Linked DNA regions of Homo sapiens: region 2 is linked to region 1. A link is an interaction called in ENCODE POLR2A ChIA-PET data of the cell type or tissue named here. Cell type or tissue: PC-9. All regions are shown on one strand. Links, peaks and the distances in the headings refer to the core of each region. The heading gives the core; the rest is flanking DNA. Region 1 overlaps KCNAB1 (potassium voltage-gated channel subfamily A regulatory beta subunit 1). Region 2 has its middle 46 kb from the start of SSR3.

Region 1 (4,400 bases), core at 203-4,202:
CCAACTGCAAATAAGGCATACCTCACAGCCTGGTGGGCAAGTCAAGAAAATAAACAGATAATTTTAATACAGGTCATCATATTAAGAAGGGAACAGGGGATAAGGGAATTAGAGTAGGAGCTTGGAATTCAGGGAAGTACTTTAGGAGCAGGCAATACCTTTGGGGAATCTCAAATGACAGGCAAATATTAGTGAGGCAAAAAGAAAGGGGAAGGCAAAAGGACATTCCAGGCAAAAGGAACAGCTTGAGCAATGTGCCCCAGAATGAAGGGAGAGGAAGAGGAGAAAAGCAGCAAGATGCTTGGAGATGGAGAGGATTTAAAGACAGGTGAGTGCTCCTGAAGCACAAAGTTCAAGGTAGGGAGCCATGAAGCTGCAGAGGTAGGCTAGAAAATAAGGTTTGCCAAGGTAAGAATTAAGAACCTCATCTTACAGGACAATGAGTTATGTCAGGCACTAGCTAGGGAAGTGATATGATCAGATTTGTGTTTAGAGAGACTGCTGCTGGCTGGATGAGAGCTGTATGGGGGAAATATAAGGGGACAATTCAAGCAAGAGGTAGGAAAACCAGTTATCCAGGAGAGAGATGGTGAGGGCCTGAGTGAGGGCAGCAGTGACTGAGGAGGAGAAGACAGCTGAACCGGAGAAGACAGCTGAACCAAAGCAGTCATTGTCAAACTGAGCCCTGTATCCACACAATGGAATACTCTTTAGCAACAAAAAGAAATGGTATACGGGTACATAGTGCAACACGGAAAAACCTAGAAAACATATGCTAAGTGAAAACCAGACACAAACGACCACCTATTGTATGATTCCATTTAGATGAAATGTCCAGAAAAGACAAATCTGGAGACAAAAAGTAGATCAGTGGCTGCCTGGTACTTGAGGTAGGGATCTTATTAGGGTGATGGAAATGTTATAAAACTGCATTAAAAATGGTGAAGGTTGCACCTTAAAAATGATGGTTGGTAAATTTATAAAAATTATTTAATGTACACCTAAAATGGGTAAAATTTTTGATGTATAAATTTTACCTCAATAAAGTTGGTTAAAAAAAAAAAAAGAGCATGGTCCCAGATAGCAGCATCAGCATAAGCATTACCTAGGAGTGTGTTAAAAATGCACAGACTGCACCCCAGACCTGAATCAGAAACTCAGCGGGTGAGCCATAACAATGGGTGTTTCACAGGCCCTCTGGATGATTCTGATGCATACCAAAGTTTGAAAACCACTTGATTAGAGGAATATTTAGGAGGAATAATCAACTGGACTTAGCAGTTAAAAGGGAAAAGGGGGTCAGAACAGGACAGTTCTTAAAGAGTACTCCCAGGTTTCCAGATTGGGGAGCCACATTGCTGGTGATGCCCCCAAATGTGATTGGGAATGCAAGAAGGCCAGGCATTATAGCAAGAAGTTTGCGGTGCTGGTGGGGCATCTAGCAGGAAGGCCCAGCAGACACTGCATCTATGAGTCCAGCAACACTGAGTTCCAGGCAGCTAAGGACTCAGAAGTCCACTGTAATCACCAGCAGGCTCCTGGGGACCTTAGCTTCTGGACACAGCAAGAAGGTGACTGGGATGTGAAGAAGATCAGTAAGGGAATCTGGACTGACCTTTTAGAAGTTTAAGAGGGGAAGAAGGTTGGGGCAGTATCTAAGCAGGTAAAAAGGGTCAGAGGAAGCCTATTCTAGAATGGGAGAAATTTTAGCATGTTTTGTTGACAGAAAGACACAGTAAGAAATTTTGAAATGGGGTGATGGGGGCGGTGGGATCATGTATGAATCAAGTCCAAGAAAAGGCAAAAAGGAGATATCTCCAAGGCAGAGTTTGGTCTTGGACAGAAACCGCACACATCCTCTTCTGAAACTGGAGGATATGGATGTGGATGCTTATGCAGCAGGAGAGTGGGGAATTAAGGAATATTCCAATGGAGGGACTTGATTTTCTATAGACATTAGGACAAGGTCATCTACTAAGAGTGAGGGGGCAGGGGTTGATGGGATGGTTTAAGAGTACAGGTTTAAGGTCATTTTCGGGAAAAGAAAGATGACCAAGGGCAAGAGTGAGGCTGGCCAGGCTGGCTAAAGCCAGCTGGGAGGGAAGACGTGAACGCATAGGGGCACCAGACCATGAACTGTGAGATTCTCTCTAGCACGCTCAGCTACCCTGAAGTAGAAGCCAAAAACGCAGATGCAGCACTGATGGGGATTTGCTAAGGAAGCAGAAGAAGTGAGGGGTGTGAGGGTTCATAAGAGAGTAATTTAGATCATCAACACAGGATGAATCTTGGGTTAGGAAGAAAGGGAGGTCCAGAGAGGGCTGCCAGGTAGGTGGGAACCAAGGAACCAGAAACCTAGAGTCTACAAGAGTTCCAAGCAACAGATGTGGAAAATGAGACCATGAATACAGTGGAAAGACAGGAGGTTGTGGGCCAAGGTAGAAACAGGAATCCAGCCATCTGCTGGTGAGCAGTGTTAGGTGTTTCCAGGAACAATGTGTTTCTAGGGTGGGTAGCTTGAATGCCCTGGTTGAGGTGACAGGGCCTTATGTGGAAAGCAAAAAGGCCTTAAGCCCCGAGCCAACCCAAATGCATTGAGTGTTAATTAAGAGACATATAGTAGGCTAGCAATTGGAAAACCAGCGGAGAAGCAAGAAAGACAGCAGTGCATCTGTGTTTTCTGCTTCTACTTGAGGGCAGCTGAGCGTGCTGGAGAGAATCTTACAATCCATTGTCCAGCGCCTCTATGCATTTGCATTTCCCCTCCCAGCTGGGCTTTGACAGATTCTGTCAAATCTTCTACACAACAGGGGGTGCTGCTCAGGTTTTTAATCCTAGGAAGCACTGTACATCCTCCACAAAAAGAAGTTAATAAATTTTGGCTGCAACAAACAGCTGTAGCAGGTGTTTATAAGCTAATCAACGATTGGAAGTGCTTTGATAAACTGACCCAGTGTCCTCTCCTCCCAGCGTGGTGCCTGAGAAATGAAGGTGTGAGTTCTGTGCTCCTGGGATCATCCACTCCTGAACAACTCATTGAAAACCTTGGTGCCATTCAGGCAAGTACTGCAGCCCCTTCCAACATCAGGGAATTTAATGGTGCCTTTGAGGCTATCTCCAGGCAGTGTCCCATCTCTCCCCCTCTCTGTCCTGGGTGGGGCAAGAGTAGGGGGAACAAAGGCAACAGAACACTTTCCCAGTACATGGATCCAGGGTTGTCCTCTGCCTATGAACAGGCAGTATTCCCAAAGCTCATTTCTTGGGATGGTTTGTTTCTGTGGAAGAGTGCATTGCAGTGTTATACGTGGCAACTGACTTCCCAGGCCTCGCCATAAAAGCCGGCCTGATAACTTGCTTGGAAATTTAAGTCATAGGACAATATACATACATCATTTACTTGTTTGTTCTTTCCACAAATATTGCCCACCTGCTGTGTGCTGAGCCCCTTCTTGCTGTTCCCTGAACATCTTGTATTCCCCCTCCCATGATCTTTTATGATAATGTAGTATAACTGCCTGTCTCTCCTGTTGGACTGCAAGCCCTCTGAGGTCAGACCTGTGTCTTTGCTTTTCCACGGTTTTCCAGTTCCTAGGGTACTTACTACATGTCCCTTAGTTAACACTCAAGATCTATTGAATAAATATTTGCCATGTTTTAAGAGAAATGGGCTCAAAATTCTATTTTGGACTTCCAGGATCACATCTCCCTAGAAGCAAATTTAGGAGGCCCATCCCCATTCCCTATCCCATGAGATGGCCACTGGTCCAGGGCACTAGATGGGGCCTGCAGCCATATTCTGGGGAGCCTGTAGTGGCAGTGGGTGGGTTGAAAGGATGTTCCTGGGAGCTCTAACTAGAGGGGTGGAGTTTAGTATCTATTGTGACCACCTCCTTTCCCCAAAGGCCACAACTAGTCCTGAGCCTATCCTACTCTCAACCCTGCTAAAAGCCCTAGGAACGATCCTGCCCACAATTCCTGCCATAGCCACTACCTGGTAAGGTTATCTATTTTTCTCTTGCTCATGGAGGAAAAGAACTGTCTCACAGCTTCTTCCCTATCTACCTGTCCCTGCAACAAGCACACAGCCCTGTTACCATTCCCAAAAGGAAACAGGTGGAGGTAGCAACAAACATGATTTAAAATCTTTTTTAAAAATAGCCCAGAATACACTGTGGAATAAATGGTATAGATCCCTGCCCATTCCCCCAACCTTTCTTAGGACTGTGCAGCCGTGTAATCACCTCTGCCTCTCTGCTTCTAACAACTCCCATATCCAGCCCCATAACTCCTACTGGATTCTGTGAGGTTCCCTGTAGCTACGTGAGGAATTCTCCCTCTTATGTTCATTTATGCTCTGGGAAAAGATAAGGGTACACAGTGATGAGGGGACAGAACAGTTT
Region 2 (4,400 bases), core at 295-4,294, 71 kb after region 1:
TTGATTAGCATACATTATGTATATTATGTATACATAACCTCAATAAAAAATAAAATGAAATAAAAATTACATAGAAGACTGTCAAGCTGAAATCACCTTCGGATTTGAGGCCAGCACTGAAGGCAAGGACCAGCTCACAATAGGCTTTGAATGCCAAGCTAAGCGGTTCGGACTTCATTTAGGAAGCCCAGGGGTCTAGTGAAGAAATGACAGGATTGATTTCTAGTGTTGAAAGCTCATTCAGCATCGTTCTGTATAGAGGGAGCCCTGCAGCTGGGGCAAGGCAGAAAGCAAGGAGACGAGATCACCCTAAAATTCCTCTTCTGGGAAAAACCTAATTATAATCCTATCAATTTGGTGAGTGCACACTTTCTTTAAATAGAAAATGTTCCCCCCATGAAGTCGGGGCAGGAGAAGGAGGTAGCTACATGTATTCACCTTGCTACACTTGGCACGCTGACAATTTAGAACTGTTTTTCACCACGCAGGCTCATAGACCCTTCATGCTCCCCAAGGCAGGCCTTTCTGGCTTCTTGCCTTTCTCAGCTTCTCACACTTCCCAACCCCCAACCCCTGTCATTGTCACAGTTTTCTTCCTTTCCTCACAACAATTGCATGGAGGAGGACAAGGTGGTTACTGCTGGCCACGCTGACCTAAATAAAATGCAGGGGTCACAAGGTCATTTCCATGGGGATTGTGTACAATTTGCATACTCTCAGTCAGACATGCTGTCAAAATCCAAGCAATTTTCCATATTAAATATTGGTCACTTAAAAATTAACATTATGAAAAATGGAACTGGGCATAGATAATTTTTAATGTATCTATATCATAGCTGCAGGTCTTTTTACTTTTTTATATTTGTTTGGAGCTGTTTCCATTTATTTAATAAATATTTTTAATATAAAACTGCTTAAAGAATATTTATTTATGCATTTTAAAGACATACACATAGGAGAATGCTATATCAGTAACCTGGGCTCTTTTCTGTAAGCTACTTCAGGTACACTCTCGTATTTTTCATCAACACTAAAGTATCCACTTACAAACCATTAAATGAAGTAGGATATTTAGACTTAAAATCAACACATTTCAGCATATGTAGGTCTCTAATTAAAAAAATGGCCAGGTACAGTGGCTCATGCCTGTAATCCCAGTGCTTTGGGAGGCTGAGGTGAGAGGATTGCTTGAGCTCAGGAGTGTGAGACCAGTGTGGGCAACACAGCAAGACCTCATCTCTACTAAATATTAAAAAAAAAAAATCAAGCACGGTGGTGCTCACCTGTGGTTCCAGCTACTCAGGAGGCTGAGGTAGGAGGATCGCTTGAGCCTGGAAGATTGAGGCTGCAGTGAACTACAATTGAGCCACTGCATTCCAGCTTGGGTGACAGAGTGAGACCCTGTTTCAAAAAAAAAAAAAAAAAGTGTGTGTGTGTGTGTGCGCGCGCGCGCGCATGCACTGGGAAAGACAGGATAATGAGAGAACAATGTTGAACTTGATCACATCCCTAAGAAGGAAGAAGGAAAAAATTGATGGTAGGTGGTCAGCTTTGTGCACTAGCCACTAATTGATACTGTACTGTTAATCTAGGATGACTCGGTCACTGCCTAGATTGATGGAAATGGGAGGAAGGTTGAAAGGCAACTTAGATATATGAGATGGTTTTTTAAAAATGAAATTAATGCAAAAATTCAATGATGAACAAACTATAAAAATTTAAATAACAGGATCTAACCCTGCATTTGCATGACCTTGTCTCATTTGCCTCACCCTAATCCTGGCCCTGGTTCCAACAAAACTTTATTTACAAAAATAGGCAAGTGACCTGTGAGCCATGGTTTGCCAATTTGGTTTTTTAAAGCATTGCATTAAAATAAAGTCATGAATTGCTTAATGATCGGGATACATTCTGAGAAATTCATCACTAGGTGATTCTGTCATTGTGCAAACATCATAGAATGTAGTTACACAAGCCTAAATGGTATCGCCAACTACACACACAGGCTATATGGTATAACCTATTCCTCCTAGGCTACAAACCTATACATTACGTTACTGTACTGAGTACTATAGGCAGTTGTAGCACACATGTTGTTTATCTACACGTATCATTTAGGCTACACTAAGTTTATTATAAAAGTTTTCTCTCTTCAATAATACATTGACCTTGGCTAGCTGTAACTTTTCTACTTTATAAACTTTTAATTTTAAAAAACTTTCAGATGTATTTATAACAACACAGCTTAAAACACAACACATTGTACAGCTGTACAAAAATATTTTCTTTATATCTTTATCTCACAAGCTTTTTTTTTCTATCTTTAAAAGCTTTAAAAAAAGTTTTTAAACATTTTTTTTTGTTGTTGTTAAAAACTAAGACACAGATGTACTTAGACTTGGCCTACACAGAGTCAGGAACATCAATATCACTACCTTCCACCTCCACATCCTACCCCACTGGAAGGTTTTCAGGGGCGATAATACACATTGAGCTGTCGTCTCCTATGATAACAATGCCTCCTTCTGGAATACCTCCTGGAGGACCTGCCTGAGGCCATTTTACAGCTAACTGTTTTTTAATAAGTAGAAAGAGTACAAAGAGTACACTCTAAAATAAGGATAAAAAGTGTAGTGTAGTAAACCAGTAACATGGTCATTTATTATCATGATCAAGTATTATGTACTGAACATGATTTTGTTGCTATACTTTTATATGACTGGTAGTGCAGTGAGTTTGTTTACACTAGCATCACCACAAATACATGAGTAATTTGTTGCACTAGGACATTACGACAGCTACAATGTCCCTAGGTGATAAGAATTTTCAGCTCCACTATAATCTTATGGGGCCACCAACTGATAAAATATATTTAAGGTATCTTTATATTTTACATGTGGTTCATCATTGACCAGGATGTTGTTATGTGGACTTATATTTTTTACCTTGATTACTGAGTATTTTTTGCATTACCTTAAACTGTGTGTCTAAGGTGAGTACTTTATTCACCTCACCCTGATCCTGGCTTTGAGTGGAACTGGTAAATTGTGACTTCCTTTCAGGTTAAAAGACAAAGAAGTTTGAATGTAAAACAAAGTTATGCAAAATTTATCATGTAAAACAAAATGAAGTTACACGTGCATTATGTTTATGTAATTCCTCTTACATATAACTGCCTTAGACTCCAGATAGTACAATTTTTATGAGTGTGAGAGAAGACGGACCCCATGGTACCTTCTAGTCCCAGGTGGAGTAGACCTAGGCACAAGAATCCACCAGATCAAAAGCTCTTTCAGCCAATCAGGAGCAAAGGAGCAGTGCCAATAGATCCAGAGCTGACACTAGGGTTTCAACAATTCCCACAGTACTTTATTGTGTAGTATCCTCTAAGCTCATATTTTTGTGGTATGTCTAAGGTTTGTGTCTCCTGAAGCTTCATGTCAGAGCTACTTGATAGTCGTAAGCACACATTATGGTTCAAAAGCAACTCAGGGTTTCAAAGAAAACCACAGTCTACAGATGAGGTCAGAATTTCTTCAGGGTGTAAGTGGTGATTTGTCTCAGTCTCATGATTTTCATGTACTCATTTCCCAAATAACTCCAGTCTCAAAGAGCGCATCTGAAATGTTACACCTCTTGCAAGAAAGTACAGTACAGTGATTCCCTGTTCCAGGACATTATATGCTTTAGTGAGTCATTAACAGAATATTTCATTTTCCTACTAAGGTGTCAACTAAACTCATAATCCCTTCTAGGGTCAGCATGATTTCCTTCTAATTGATTTAGTACATACTTAAAGATTTCCTGATGTCCAGTTCTGGGAACATCACCATCCATGGGGTCATCATGAAAGTGGTCACAGTTGTCTTTAAAATCTGCAAACAGTTCTCAGAACAGTTAATGTGATGTTTATGCACATCTACCCCTAGAAAACCAAACTATTAATTTGCTTGTGCGGGAACACTTTGGGCTCATCTGTACAGTCATTTATTTTGGGGCAAGTTCATTCCTTGCCATGAGAATTTTAACTATTTATGTTATAGCTTTTGGACTTAGTTGTTGTCAGTTGGGATAATTGTATCCAGTAAACCTTTTTTTCTTCTCCCCATTTTTTTTTTAAAGTTTTCTTTTGTTATTATTGTTGTTGACTTTGAACATATGGTGAGGTTTTTTTTCTCTTTATATTTTACCAGCTAACTTATTTGATATATTACAAATAAGTAACACAAAGTACATAGTAATTTACTAAAGAAGAAAAAGTTAAGTCACATTGAGTTTCCTGGAGACAAAGAACACCCCTTTCTTTTCTCTCAGGCCATTTGGGATATAAAATTAGAACAAACCTAAGAACATGTTGGTATGTATCTTTGTGCTTTGGTTGCCAAGTACAAGAGGTGAAA

The links. Peaks named below come from ENCODE experiments on the same cell type or tissue, not always from the same donor. Only the 100,000 strongest peaks of a DNase experiment are listed, where the experiment ranks them.
Region 2: POLR2A ChIA-PET joins it to region 1 with 5 read pairs; 3 of 35 experiments call an interaction of 5 or more read pairs at or near these places.

What each region holds. Positions count from the first base shown.
Region 1 is chr3:156,528,439-156,532,838 of GRCh38, forward strand. It overlaps KCNAB1 (potassium voltage-gated channel subfamily A regulatory beta subunit 1), which reads left to right. Exons shown (of 14, transcript NM_172160.3): 13 at 2,971-3,059. Among named protein-coding and RNA genes, the nearest start is that of SSR3, 24 kb to the right of the region's middle. In PC-9, for the core only: no CTCF peak of the experiment used is centred there; no DNase peak of the experiment used is centred there.
Region 2 is chr3:156,599,077-156,603,476 of GRCh38, forward strand. No RefSeq gene overlaps it. Among named protein-coding and RNA genes, the nearest start is that of SSR3, 46 kb to the left of the region's middle. In PC-9, for the core only: no CTCF peak of the experiment used is centred there; DNase peaks (open chromatin) are centred at 1,935, 2,773 and 3,667.